Regions from separate parts of the Mus musculus genome. Here region 2 is linked to region 1. Evidence: chromatin loops called from intact Hi-C (ENCODE). Cell type or tissue: heart. All regions are shown on one strand. Links, peaks and the distances in the headings refer to the core of each region. The heading gives the core; the rest is flanking DNA.

The links. A loop is a pair of places that touch in the nucleus more often than their neighbours do. Peaks named below come from ENCODE experiments on the same cell type or tissue, not always from the same donor. Only the 100,000 strongest peaks of a DNase experiment are listed, where the experiment ranks them.
Region 2: a loop joins it to region 1, with 1.8 times the contacts of the local background. A loop is called at or near these places in 1 of 42 quality-filtered maps.

Annotation. Positions count from the first base shown.
Region 1 is chr15:73,001,586-73,009,054 of GRCm38, forward strand. The region is part of intron 7 of Trappc9 (trafficking protein particle complex 9); the gene reads right to left. Among named protein-coding and RNA genes, the nearest start is that of Gm31665, 33 kb to the left of the region's middle. In heart, for the core only: no CTCF peak of the experiment used is centred there; no DNase peak of the experiment used is centred there; H3K27ac peaks cover 425 bases.
Region 2 is chr15:72,848,086-72,855,554 of GRCm38, forward strand. The region is part of intron 16 of Trappc9 (trafficking protein particle complex 9); the gene reads right to left. Gm41343 (a long non-coding RNA gene) reads left to right here. Exons shown (of 3, transcript XR_001781663.2): 3 at 635-749. Among named protein-coding and RNA genes, the nearest start is that of Gm41343, 20 kb to the left of the region's middle. In heart, for the core only: no CTCF peak of the experiment used is centred there; a DNase peak (open chromatin) is centred at 4,326; H3K27ac peaks cover 911 bases.

The DNA.
Region 1 (7,469 bases), core at 1,393-6,392:
TCTTAACTGCTGAGCCATCTCCCCAGCCCCCGTACGACATGACGTCATATATGTTTGGTTTTGGTTGATCCTCTCTCCCCTGCTCTCTCCTCTATCTCCCTGCCTGCCCTCTCCACTTGCATGTTCCAGCCTCAGTACCCCATTTTTCATGTTACATGTGTTCTGTTACCCCACTATCTGACTTCCTAAAAAGTCCTCCTTTTCCCTTTCCCTTGGCCTTTGTAGTTTCCTGAACTCTCCCTACACTCCTGCATGTGCACACATATGCAGTAATTAGAAGGCAGGGTCGGCATATGAAAAAGAACATGTGCTGTGTGTCTTCTGGGCCTGGGTTACTTCATTTAATATTTTCTAATTCCATCCATTTTCTTGCAAATGACATAATTGTATTATTCTTTCCAGCTGAACAGAACGAAGCTGAGTATGTGTGCTGCCTTTTCCTTATCTGTCAGCAGGCGATGGGGATCTAGGCGGGTCTGTTTCCTTGATGCTGTGAATAGAGCATCTGTAAGCACAGGCGTGCAGGTAACTCTCTGCTAGGATATTTTATGTATACGCCAGGAGTGACAAATCTGGGCTATATGGTAGTTCCTTCTCTAGTGTTTGAGAACCCATACACACTGATTTCCATAGTTGCTATACCAATTTACAACCCCACCAAAGAGTCCTTCCTCTTTCCCCATACCACCCCCAGCATGTGCTGTCGCCGCTCCTGAGTGGCACGACATGGAGTGTCCGAGTGGTTTTCTCTTGCATTGCCCTTCTGAATCTGGAGGTTGAAAGCTTTCTAAAATGTTTACTGGCCGTTTGTATTTCTTCCAGCAGCCCTGTTCAGATCATCAGCCCATTTCTGATTGGCTGCTTGGGTTTGATGTTTAACCTTACATATTTCAGAACTTAAGCTCTGTCTAAAGCATGCTGGGAAGGGCTTTCTCCCACTCTATAGACTGTGTCTGTTTGCCCTGATGATAGTTTCATTTGCTATACAGAAGCCTTTTAATTTCATGTTATTCATTTGTCAACTTTTGGGGTAACTCCCTTTGAGTTGGGGTTCTAGTCACAAAGTTCTTGCTTATACCGATATCTTAACATACTTGTCCTGTTTTCTTCTAGCAGCCCCAGTGACTCATTCTTTGAGATATTTGATCCACTATGAATTAATTTTTGTGCAGGACAAGAGGTGCAGCCCTAACCTCATTTTTCTGAGGGTGAGGATCAAGTCTCTGCAGAATGACTTGTTGACACCTTTGTCAAAATCTAGACACCCATGGCTGTGTAGGTTTATGTCTGGGTCCTTTATTATGCTCCATTGGTCTACATGTCCATGTCTGTACAGCACCATACTGTCTTTGTTACTATGGCTCCGTAGTAGAGTTTGAAGTTGGGTACTGTAGTGCCAGTATTCTTTTTTTCCTGGGATCACTTTGGCTGTCTTTTCTGTTCCTGTATGAATTTTAAGGGTTTTTTTTTTCTAGTTCTGTAAAGAACACTGTTGGAATTTTGATGGAAAATAGCACTATAGAGACTTTAATGTATACACTGAACTTGCCCTCTACATCCCAATGTGATCTCAGCACTTGAAAGAAGGTCGGGCACTCAGAGCCTTAACACTGCCCCCCCCCATGACTGTCATCAACCAGAATGGTGAGTGCCTGCTTAGCTGACACGCAGGTCATAAAAACACATATAGGTGGATTCAGGCTCAGGCAAGACAGATGCACACTGGAAACTTCCAACAGCTCATAAAAGCTACAGTTAGCACACACTCCCTAAGAGCCTAATGCACTAAAGCATGAGAGAGCATTAGGGGGACAGTAGGGTGTACACTGTGTGTGGATAAGCCTATGGGAGGTGCAGATGTTGCTGAGTGCTGTGGGGGCAGTGGAGGGGAGATAACAGGCCACGTGAGCTAGGGCAGGCAGGGGAGGAAGTTGCAACAGGGAAATAATAGCCCTAACTTGTCACAAAGCTGTGAGCAGCCCATTTAAAGTGCTTTAGCCATTTATCCTAACTTCTCAATAACTGCTAGCTGATAAATGCTAATATTATGACTCAATGAACGTAATGTGTTTAACACACAGCATCAGCCTCTGACTCTGTGGGGTGATTAATGATCCAGACTGCTCCATTATTGTACTGAGCACAAACCCTTGATATACCAGATCTCCACTGCTGTGGTTATTGGGTAAAATTACCTTCTTGGACGTCAATACCCACCCCCTGCTCCTGCCTCATAGGCCCCTGGACCTGAAGACTGTCTGGTGCTTATTATAATACCCCCAAAACAGAGGCTTGTATAGACTCAGGCGCCAGATCAGTGTCAACTGACAAGCAGAATGAGAAATACACGTTGCCTCTACTACCTGGTGAGCACAGACCAACGACTTGTGCGTTCTAACCTCTGCCGGTTTGCCTAAGATGCTCCATGCAATTCCTGGCCCCTGCTGGCCTTGTCTCCCACCACCTTGTCCTGCACAGCCCTCAGCTAGTAACAGGCACAGCAGGGTTCCTGTAAAGCTCCCGATTCTGTTTCCTCCTTCAATTCTTCATTGCCTTGGCAGCAACAATGTATCTTATTCATCCAAGAATCCTTAATGCCTGGCAAGAGGCCTGGGGCATGATGGGTACTTAACTAGCGTGTGGGTCAAGATGAGTCTTTTGCCAGAAAACTCCCCTTCTGTTTTAGATGGGCACAGGCAAGCACGTCAGCATGAAGTGGCATGGCTCCAGGGATTTGCTGGGTGCTGGGCTCGCTTCCGCTGTTTCCTCCAGTCCCTGTATATTTAGGATACTTCATAATAACATATCAATTGAAAACCTGGAAGCGGACCCAGCACCCACACAAACACCTCCACAGTACATCCCAGGATGTGACCTATCTTCCAGAAACTTCCTGGAATCTATACAACGGTGACAACATCTTGCACTCAGAAGGAGAGTGGCGAATGAAACACATCCCTGCCATGTTTCCATCTGGTCAAAGGGGTTAGGACCAAACATTACAACAGAAGAGAATTTTAGGAGGCTTAAGGGTCTATGCTATGACTAAGCCAGTCATACCTTCAAAAAGCCCCAATTATCATTCATCTCAGCCAAGAGTTCTTTCTCGTGTAAGGAATCACTGACTATCACTTGGTTATTTTTCCAAATGGGTAATGGTTCAGTCACTACCACAGGCTCACATGAGTAAGACCTCCCCCCCCAGGGGGTGGGGTGGGGTGGGGCGGACTTGCTCAACAGTGAGCCCTGAGCACATGGGACCTCCTCTGTGGCCTTCCTCCTATAAAACACTGAAGCTTTCGTAAAGACAGATTTGCAGCATTTGACTCATGTCATCGAAGTTCAACACTCAGGCTTTGACAGCTGCCATTCAGCAAATCAGTTCTGAGGCTCTTTCAGAAAAGTTCCTCGGCAACATTCACCCTTTCCTTCAGGAAAAGGCTGAGCAAAAAGCAAGATGGAGAAACCTTCTCACACCACAGCACAAATAAGATTAAGATAGAAGATGTGGTCCCGTAAGCCAGCAAATACACAGAGCACATGAGCTCAGAGCAGAGGAGCTGGGTCGAGCCTCTACAGCCAGCCAGCGAGAACGCTCAGCTCACAAACAAGACAGAAGCCACGTCTGAACCTGAGAGATCTGACAACCTGGCTTTTATTCACGAGTACAGGGTTTTGGTAGATTTCCATTTAATTCTCTGAGAAACGTTTGAAGTGGAAATGGGACTTAGAGTGGTTTTTATTGTCTAGAAATGCTGCCAGCTGACATTTACCATTTTAACTATATTGGTCCTCACTCATGAAATAATGGCAAATGTCCCCTCCCAAAACAAAAGTCCAAATAAAAAGGACAGAATCACCTGAATTTTTCAAAATAAATTATGTTCCGCTCTCCAGCCTTGCAAACGGCAGGGGACAAGTATAGCAGCTGACCACAGCGCTGTGTTGCCCGCTTGCTGGCTCCGGCCCTTCATCACTGGTATTCACAGGGACACCTCCAGCAGGATGCAAAAGACAAAGGGACTGGCACGGAGGACCTGGCAGGATGCTGGAGAGGTAGCATTGAATAATCGCAAGAAGTGCCAGAGGAGGAAGGGCAGGCAAGCGTTCGGGAGACAGGTAAACAAAGGAAGTCCATCCAGGTGGAAGCAACATTGGAATTCTCAGAAGAAAACAGCACCCAGCTGGAGGGTGCCAACGAGGCCAGGCAGGTGAGGACAAAGGGTGAGTTCCTGGGAAAAAGAAGAGCTACCAAGGACCTCAGATGCTGTGTTCTCAGATAGGCCCTGTAGACTCAAGACAACTCTGAGTGTGGCTTTGCACAAAGCCCCAGTGATTTTAGCCTGAAGCCAGCCCAGAGTAAAGGTCAAAGATGCCAAGGGAGATAACAGAACAGCCATTCCAGTCTTGCCTGGAGTCTCCTGAAAGCACACCAGATGAAGGTCTTGTTCACAGGGCATGTCTCGACATGTTAAATCACCTTCCCACCTCTCTTAAGTGATCATTTGGAACTTCAAAAACTCTCCTTCCTCTCTTTCCTGGCTCTACCCTTAGCACATCAAACCCCTGCAGCATACGACAAAGTCCGCCTGGACACTTAACAACCCTTTTCTCTTCTGCCAGTACCTCTAATTCTCTGATTGTTCAGAAGCCTCTGCTCTCATCGCCAATCAACACCATCAAGCCCACAGGAGGGCCACACCAGTAATGGACTTCAGCTCAGCTGGATGCTGGCCTTAAAGGCTCTTGATACTCAGCCCATACCACTTTCATGCCATCCTGGGGAAAGGTCAGACAACTTCACCCAACCCTCTCATAAGCCAGTGTCCCCAAGATCCAGACACACGGAGAACATGAGGTAACTTGGCCAAGCTTATACCGTTGGTAATGGCGTCCTGGACTTCCATCCCTTCATATGTATGATGCTCACAGTACCTCCCATTGTGGGAAACAGGTTAGTCACATCAAAACTAACTATGTTCAGTAACTCTCAGAAACAGGTTAGTCATTTCAAAGTATCTCCAAGAGGCTGGCCACAGCCTGCCTTAATGTGGGTCAGACAGGTGCCCCGAGCGTGTGCAGCCACAGGCTTGAGGTCTAGCAAGGCTGGAGATGGGCCAGACTCACCCAGCCCTGGAGGGAGCAGAAGCCAGGCAAGCCCAGCCCAGATGCCCTGCACAGACCATCACTCTGCATGGCAGCTGCTCTAAATCCCACAGAAAGAACGGGAACTAGCACTTCAAAGTGAACAGCTCCTTTTCTGTAATATCCAAAAAGGGCTTTTGTTTTTTGTTTTTTTTTAACAAATAGAAAAAGTCCCTGACTGCCATACTTCACATCAAGATACAGTAACTAAGGCAGTGTGGTTTTGGCAACTAGTCAAATGAAACAATTGATAAGGAGAATGCAGAAATACGCTCACAATCAACACAGCTCTGACAAAGGAGCACAGAGACCCAACAGAGCAAAGATGGGCCTCCCAGCAGACCAGCCTGAGACTCGGGATGGCCACCAGCTGAGCAGTACATCAAGATGCTAACGGTGGGCTTCACAAATAGTACACCAAAATGGGCCTCCAATAAGGTAGAAGGTTCTACATGTTTATAGAACCTCTTTGGGTTCTATGAAACTTTCCCTACAAGTTGATAAGTGAAAAAGGTGGGTGGCATTTGGTAGAGTAACAGAAGTTTAGATACAGCTCCAAAGTCACTACTCATGAGAAAAAAAAAGAAAAAGAACTGACCAAGTAGATGGCATTAAAACTGAAAATTGCATTTTGGCAGCTAAGCTACCAAGAAGAGGAAAGAACAAGAAGCGCGCTGGAAGAAAATATTTGTCAAAAGTATCACTAAAGGGCTGTTCTGCATATTATGGAAGCAGAGAACAAACAAACAAACAAACAAATAAAAAACCTGTTTTTTAAATGGGATCACCAGAAGAGACATTCCAACCATAAATAAACATAGGAAGAAATGCTCAATATACTTGCTAGAAAACTGTAAATTAAAACAAGATTCTACCACACACCATAGTCCAGAACACTAATGGTACTGTACTGTAGTCCAAAATACTAACAGTTTTGTGTGTCAACTTGACACAAGCTGGAATTTGTGTCACACAGAAAGGAGCTTTCCTTGAGGAAATGCCTCCATGAGATCCAGATGTAAGTCATTTTCTCAATTAGTGATCAAGGGTGGGAGGGTCCATTGTGGGTGGTGCCATCCCTAGGCTGGGTTCTATAAGAAAGCAAGCTGAGCAAGCCAGGAGAAGCAAGCCAGTAACATCCTTCCATGACCTCTGCATCAGCTCCTGCTTCCTGACCTGCTTGAGTTCCAGTCCTGACTTCCTTTGGTGATGAACAGCAATGTGGAAGTGTTAGCTGAATAAACCCTGTCCTCCCCAACTTGCTTCTTGGTCATGATGTTTGTGCAGGAATAGAAACCCTGACTAAGACAGGTACCAAATGCTGGCCAGGACACTAAGCAATGGTAACTGTCACCCACTGCCTTGGGGAGTGAAAAATGGTACTACACTTGGGAAGACAATTTATCAGTTGCTTACAAACTTGTGCCATATGACACAGCCACCGTGGACACTGACCTGGCAGGTGAATGTGCCCACACAGACTCTTCCCATTGGCGTTTATGGCTGCTTCAGACAACCAGGATGTGTGAGGTGAGTATACACATGCCTGATATCATTTTGCAGAGAAGAAAGGTGTGAAGACCATGAAAGGATGTGTGGCTAAAGGGGCCTGGGGGCGAAGAAGAGTGCAAGAGAGCTTCGGGAAGGGACAACTACTTCATGTGACTCTGTAATGATGGATCCATGTCACCAAACACTGGTCAAAACCCAAAGACTGTCCAGCACCAAGAGTGACTCTGATGTGAGCTGTGGACTTCAGCAAAGGACAGGCTATATTGGGTCATCAGTTGTAGCAGATGCTCCACTAGTGGGGCCTGCTAGCAGGTGGGGAGAGCCATGCCTCTGCCCTGCACTGCATGATCAAGTTTTCTGTGGATCTGCAGCTGCTTTGAAAAATAATGGCTTTTTAAAAAATTGTATTTTTATGTATGAAAGTGTTTTCTGCCATGTATGGATGTATACCATATGTGTGCCTGGTGCCTGTAGAGGCTAGGGAGTGTAGGATCCCTTGGAACTGGAGTTACAGGTGGCTGGGGGCCATCATGTAGATGCTAAATAAACTGAATGTATTTGGTTTTCTGCAAGAGCAGCAAGTGCTTTTAACTACTAAGACATCTTGTCAGCCTCATGCCTATCTTTTTTTTTTTTTAACAAAACAAAATCATACAGAGGAAAGTGAATTGATGGAAAATAATAAAAGTCTTGTGTGCTCTGTATTTGTGCCAATGGGATGGCTCAGGGGGTGAGGAAGCCCTGCTGCCAGGCCTGATGACATGCTATCCCGGGACCCACAGAGTGGGGGGAGAGGACTGACTCCTGCAAGC
Region 2 (7,469 bases), core at 1,451-6,450, 150 kb before region 1:
TAGTAGACTCACTATGTTTGTACATGCTGACAAGGAACAATCTGAAAAGAAAATCAAGAAAGCAATTCCATTTAAAACAGAACATGAATTAAAAAGTTCAGTATTAAATTTAATAACTTAAAAAATTCACACTGATAATTGTAAAAATGTTGCTAATCAACTTAAAGAAGATCTAAATAAGTGGAAAGGCACACCATGTCCACAGATTACCTTAACTATTAATTCTCGTTGTTGTTGCTGGTTGACAGGCTCTTACTAGATAGCCCAGGCTGGTCTCAAACTAGGCACCTCAGGGTTGGGATAACAGTTGTGTTCTACCATGCCCAACTGAGGTTTATTACTATTCAGATGATGCTATCGCTCGGAGGTGGCTTGAATGAGAATTCAAATGAGAATATTTGAATGCTTGATTCCCAAACCATGAACTGCTTGGAAGAATTAGAAGATGTGTCCCTTGCTGAAGGACGTATCTCTGAGGGTGGGGTCCGAGGTTTCAAGAGCTCATACCAGGCCAAGTCAGTTTCTCTCTGTGTCTATCTCTGTGTCTGTCTGTCTCTCTCGTGTGCGCGTTTGTGTGTGCACGTGCGCACACGTGCGTGCATATACACTCACTTCTTTCTGTGTGTCCCTGCAGATGAGGATGTAACGCTTTCAGCTGCTTCTCTAACACCATGCATGTGTGCTTCCCATCATGATGCTGAGCATCCAAACGTGTAAAGAGGCTCCCGATTAAATGCTCTCTTCTCTGAGTTGCCTTGGTCATGGTGTCTCTCTGCAGCAACAGAACGGTGACTAAGACACTCTCAAAGCAAAATAAAGATTGAACACATTATCTACCAAAATCCCAGCAGAAGGTGGTGTTAGTTTGGGGGATTTTGTTTTCAGAAGCAGAAACCTGGTGGACGTGAACAGGAAGGACACCAGGCAGGAAAAACAACATGGAAAACTCAGCACAGATGAGGGTCTCTTGTTTAAAAAAAAAACAAAAACAAAAACAAAAAAAACCTTAAAATCTGGGTTCTGCCCCTTGTACCACAAAAACAAAGAAATAAAGAAGTCTTACAAAGGTAAATAGAAAAGGATCCAGAATTTCAACTAATAGAGCAGCTTTGCCAGCCACCATGGTGTTTTAAAGTAGCATCCTCAAAACTTGGCCAGTATGAATAGAAGTGCTTCTACTGAACACCGGAGCTGTTTCTGAAGTCCCTGCTGATTTTGCTTCTGGGAAACTGACACCAGATAATTTAGGCAACTATTGTTGTTTGTTTGTTTGTTTACATTGTGCACAATGTAGCCTCAGCCTCCCAAGTGCAGGGATTTATAGATCAGAACTACCACAACCAGTTTAGGCAACCTTTTAAAGACTGGAAATATATAAATCTTGATATTTCACCAATAAAACATTGATGAAGAAAGTACATATTCCTGAACACCCTGGCCGGTGCTACAAAGTCTGATTAGCCTCTTTCTAAATGAATGAATGAGTGAAGCACTTTTGCAACACTGAATGTCAAGATGGATGCCCAAGGAGAGCCCGGATCATCTCTGCTCCTCAGGTACCCACGGCTGTCTAGATGTTCTCAAAAGTGGCCCTAGGCACCCTGGAGTCATTTTACTCCTATGGGTCAGTTCCTTCCCTACTACAAGTGGTATTCACCAAGATTCTTTCTCAAACACACGTGAAAAAAGAGACTATGCATGTTAGCCATTTGTAGCCCTTTAAGATTGCCTGAAAGCCAAGAAGCACTCAGTGGTACATACACCCCCTGCTCACAGACCCCATGCTGGGCTGGGTTGTCTCCCTAGTCCCAATACTGCTAACATTGAGTCCTTGGATCCACCCCATGCCCTCTCTCCAAGCTTCTGCCTGCTGTTGCCTGGGAAGCTAGCCTCCACCTTCCACTCCATTTCACACAGTTTGGTTTATAAAAAGCTGAAGTTTCTAAGTTGACATAGAAATAGCTGAGTGAGCGTTCCTACTTAGAGGCAGTAAGCCCTGTGTGGGCATCCCAGTGAAGACTGCAAACTCCCAGGAAGGAGGAGAGGCTGTGACAAGGCACAGAAGCTTCAGGGTTTCTCAAATGAAACCTCCCTTAAGCCAGCGGGTAGACACACAATCCGCCAGTATATTAGTCCTCTTGGGAGGTGCTAAATACTTCTTAACTGATTTTTTTTTTAATCTATGCCAAAAGGCCATTAATTGTTTCCTGTTTTCATCCATTTGGTCTTCATTTGTCACTAAGAGCGCTGTACATCAGCAAAGCCCAGTCCCCATCCTCGTAGCAACTCACAGCCTGATGCTGCAGGCAGGGGAAACCAAGGGAACTACAACCTGTGTAGGCATCCGTGTGCCCAGGCAGGGTAGCAGCTGGGTGCCAGGTGAGGGAGGGCTGGGTTAGCTAGCAATCAGCCCCCCTGCTGCAGAATCCCTACCCGGTAATCCTCCAGCCACTCCTCCCAACCTGCTGCAGAATCCCTACCTGGTAATCCTCCAGCCACTCCTCCCAAGTTCTGAAACTGTGCTTTACATCCGAGGCACTGTTCACTCCAAAGACCTATGTTATCCGAGGCACTGTTCACTCCAAAGACCTATGTTTGCCAATTAAGGGAGAGGTTCTGAAGACAGAACAGATCTGTTTTGCCACTGTGGGTGGGGGCTGTATGTCTGAGAATGCATGTGCACAGGTGTGCATGCCACCTTGTCTCCACCGAGTGCCTGCAGTGGTGTGGCATTTAACAATGGTGTGAAAGGTTCTTTCCCAAATCACTGGCTGAAAGATAAAGGAGTTCAAAGACCCTCCCTACCAATTACAAAAGGACAAAGTGTTCCCCATTCAGATTCTACACAGAAACACCTTGTATTCTGCAATCCTCTGCCTCCAGATCCTTCAGCCCATTCACACAGCCATCTTCACAGAAGAAAAGTCACAGCATGGGAGATGGTAACTCCTAGCTCATGCCCTGTAGATATTCCTTGCCACAGCCACTGTCTCTGAAGCCTGGGGGTCTCCCCTTCCCCAAGCCATGGGCTTTTCTAGGTCCTACTTTTCTTTCACTTGACTGTACCAGTTAGTTATCAGTCGGTGAGGGTCGGTGCCAAATGGCTAATTGTCTATATCTCTGGCCAACATTTCCACTTTCTATTTATGATATTTACTTCATTCATCACTCTTAGCTCATCTGCCAACTATAAGCTGCTATGGGTAGAAGAACCAGTCAGGGTTCAAACGCCATGAGTGCCTCCTACTAAGGTGTGTTGAAGGCACGAAGAACTGGGAATTCCATTTAGCCATGGCTCTCATCTTTCTGTGTGGAATCCATGAGCCCTTCCAGACATCAGGTCTGTACATGCCCTAAGGAGTGCTAGCTCAAGGTCTGCTGTGTGAATTACCAGTGAATGAATGAATATTTGGAGGAAATACATACAATTTCTTTTCTTAATAACTTAGTAGCTGTATTGGGGAGACCGTGATAGAGAAACAAGAACAATGGATCTTTAAGAATGCTTGTCTATGATTTAAGCTTTGTTAGTGATGGGCAGTAGCTACAAAGCTATCTTTAGTATCATCTGCTTAAAGGGCAAGAATGGAGACCATCTGTTAGCGGCAATCACTTTTGCTGCCCATTCATTTATAAAGTATACATATTACTTAGGCATAAAATGCACTCCTTTTTTTTTTTAATTTTTGGTTCTGAGTACATATATGTCTTCACATGCCACAAAGCACCCTGGGGGGGAACAAAACATCCTATGGAGAGACTCTTCCCAACCAAACGGGTTAATGGTAACCATGGCAACTGCCTCCAAGAATAGCATCATCTGCAGTAGCATTCATGCTGGGACCGTCGACAGAATGGTTATAAATATACCTATTAGCAGCCTGAACTGAATCTTTAAACAGCACTGTTGGGAGAAAGGGTACCTAAAAATAGCTCCCACGCTTGCATTTGAAGACGTGTCCTCAGAAAAACCGCATCTTGTGCACATACTTTCACACACACAGGAAGATTTTTTTTTTAATTTTCTCTTTTTCTCTAACAATGGGCACCAAAACACTGAAGAAGCATGAGAGACAATGCAGAGCTTTATGGCCTTCTAATTTAATTGCCTCATTCCAAAAAACAGCCTCCACCCCCAAACAGAGCAGGCCAGACTTAGCAGTCAGCAGGTGACAGGCAGGGAAGGGCAAGGTGGCCCCAGAGCCTGCACAGCAGGGTGACCCACAGGCTCCACATACCATGCTCACAAGGAAGGCTGTTTCTGCAGTGACCTCACAGGAACACTGGAGAGAGATAACAGCTACTCCCAGCAAAGGGCCAGCCACTTCCCACATCCACATGATAGTCCTGTGCTTTGTCCACTCTATGCAAGCAATCGTCTCCAGTGTTCCTGAGGCTTTATTCACACTGTCCCTGAGGATGGCGAGTCTGCATACACGACAGGAAGTGAGAACCAGATGGTTACAGGCTTGAACTTTGGCTCAAACACATCATTACTTTTTTCGTATGAATAAATTAACATCTCCAGAGCTCATTTCTTTACTGCTGAAGAAGACTGGTAGAGACTTAGAGTACTGCTACAGGAAGTCAGGACAGAGAAATCTCAGTGCCCAGTACCAGGCATACCCACCCTATGAGTTTCCCTCCTTGCCTTGATCCCCTTCAACTCACAGACCCCAGCACTCTGAGAGCATGGGTCACAGTGCCTAAACAACAGATCTACAGAGCATGGCGCCCATCTGAAAAGCAGCTGCCAGTCAATGAGCTACCCAGGCATAGCATGGGTGGGACAGGAGAGGGAGGAAAGGAAGCCACACCTCTTAAGCATAAAGGTGCATGGCTATCTGCCCAGTAGTTATGAAAGATAAATATTATAAAACAATATTCTGTCACTATGTGGGGCCCAGGCATTGGTCAACCAAAGTGAAGCCAAACAGGCACAGCTTCCTGGTCACATCTTTAACTTGTGATCATCCTGGTCTCCACCCCGTGTGCTAGGTACCAGTACATCACAAGCCTGATAACAGCAGGACCACTTGACTCAGTCCTATCCCTCAGTTTGTCCTGTCTGTTCTTGGCTTCTCTTCTTATCATGTGAATTCTAATGTCAGCTCTTCCCATTGATTTTAAAAGCCTGGTTAGGGGGCTGGTGAGATGGCTCAGTGGGTTAGAGCACCCGACTGCTCTTCCGAAGGTCCAGAGTTCAAATCCCAGCAACCACATGGTGGCTCACAACCATCCGTAACAAGATCTGACCCCCTCTTCTGGAGTGTCTGAAGACAGCTACAATGTACTTACATATAATAAATAAATAAATAAATAAATAAATAAATAAATAAATAAAAAGAAAAAAAAAATAAAAGCCTGGTTAGGATTTTGTCATGAGTAAGCTGTGACTTGTGTAGCATTAGCATCAGGAGAGAAGAGAGGTAAGAAAACCTCTCCCCAAAGCTAAATACTGCATCCATGAACATGGTATACTATGGCCAGTCTACCTGGTCCACTCGTGTTTCATGCTTACCATTATATACCTCTCCTCAGAAAGGCGTTGGATGAATATTTGGGTTTCTGCCTTTCCAGTACTGTACAGAGCTGATTCACGAAGGGCAAGACCAGATTTCTAAGCTGGGTTTGATTGATATGCAATAATGAATTTTTTTTTTTAATTAAGAAAATCTGAATGCTACCAACACAGTCTGCACATAGATTCTTTCAGTTTTCCCCACAGTAAGTCCTCTCATCTGTTGATCAGGTCGGATTTGGTTACCCCATCTTAATCCATGTATATCATGTGTCTTTATCTTTCTTCCTGCATTTCTCCAGCCAGGACATAGTCACGTGGAGAAGACATGGTAGGCGCCCTTGACTTGTTCACAACTTAAGAGTTAAGTTGTCTTATTCAGGACTTCAGACATAAAGTGTCAAGTTTTACCATTAAATTTAACATTTCCTAAGGTTTTCAGATAGACAGCTTTTACAAGCCTAGTAATTTCTATGTTTGCCTTATTTTACAAAGGGGAAAAAAAACCAGTTGTGGACAAAGCAGATTTTACTGAGTTATTCTAAAACTTTAAATTATTACATTTTCCTTCAGACTGCTAGTATGATATGAACAACTTGTTCACAAAGAACCATCTTTGTTGCCTCTGAGACAAGTGCTCCCTAGTCATGGCATAGAATTCATTTCCTTTTCTACATAGGCTGGTGTGCCAATACTTCATCTTGGGCCTTCTTTTTTTTTTTTTTTTTTTCTTGGCATTATGTTAAAATTTTAGCCACCGATGAAACTCTTGGATCCAAAAGTCAGCTAACTGCCTCAGAGTTTGCCTTACTCCTAGGCTATGAAATGTTTACTTTGTTTTAGCTTGTCAGGTCATTTGGCTTTCTCCTTTTAAACTTCTCCTGTGAGATTTTAAACTTCTCCTGAGTTTCTCCTATGGCCTTTTGTGTCAAGAGCAATGATAGCATGAGCTTTCTGGATCACTTCAGCTGAAATTCCATGCTAACACTAGGGCTTAATTCCAACCTTACTGCCTTTCCTTGTTTCAAACCTTCACCTAAGCTTGAGACTTATCCCCTTAATTGAGACAATGACTCACGACCATACAACATGATCAACAAATCACTAAATGTTCAATATATGAGTTAAAAAATTTCAAAACCAAGGTTTCCCGGGCATAAAGAGTGAGTCTAAGGCCACAGTAGATGCCTATCTGCCCATCCATGGCACAAGAGCACCCAAGGAAGAATTGCCAAAGGACTGACATCCAAGTTTGAGGAGTGTGCATCAGTAATTCCCTGTGTTCAGCAAGACAGAAGGGGACACGTGTGCAGGAAATGGAGCGGGATGGAGACACATGCCTAACTCTTTTGAACTGGACTCAAACTCGAGCCGCACGAATTTCCATTTAAAATAACTTTAAATTAAATTTAGAGGAAAAAGGCAAGCCCCTGGTTCTATAAATTATGATACTCTGTCTTAATTTCCCTTTTAAATCCCCACCTTAACAGCATGGCTCATGCCAACCTCTCTGCTGGTACAAGGCTGTCCCATTGCTCTGACTCTCCATTCTTTGGCCACATAACTTAATATCCATAGTCTATGTTACTTGTTTGGTTTGGTTTGAAGAAAAAAACTGGAAATCAAAGCACCTATGGTATGATTTTAATAACTAAACAACTGCACCAGTGCTCAAGGAAGGGGGTTGTTGGACATTACCAATTTCGCCATTGCCATATGTGTGTGTTTGTTTGTATTATGGTAGTTTTGAGAAAAGGTCTCATACAGCAGCACAGGGTGGCTGAGGCTGACGATAGCCTTGAACTCCTGATCCTCCTGCCTCTACCTCCTAAGTGCTGGGTTACAGGTATACACTGCCACACCCAGCTTTTTCCCACTGGTCCACCGTTCCTCCTCTCATCTCTCAGCCATTATGCTTCATACTGCCCCAAAGTTTTAAACAAGTAAA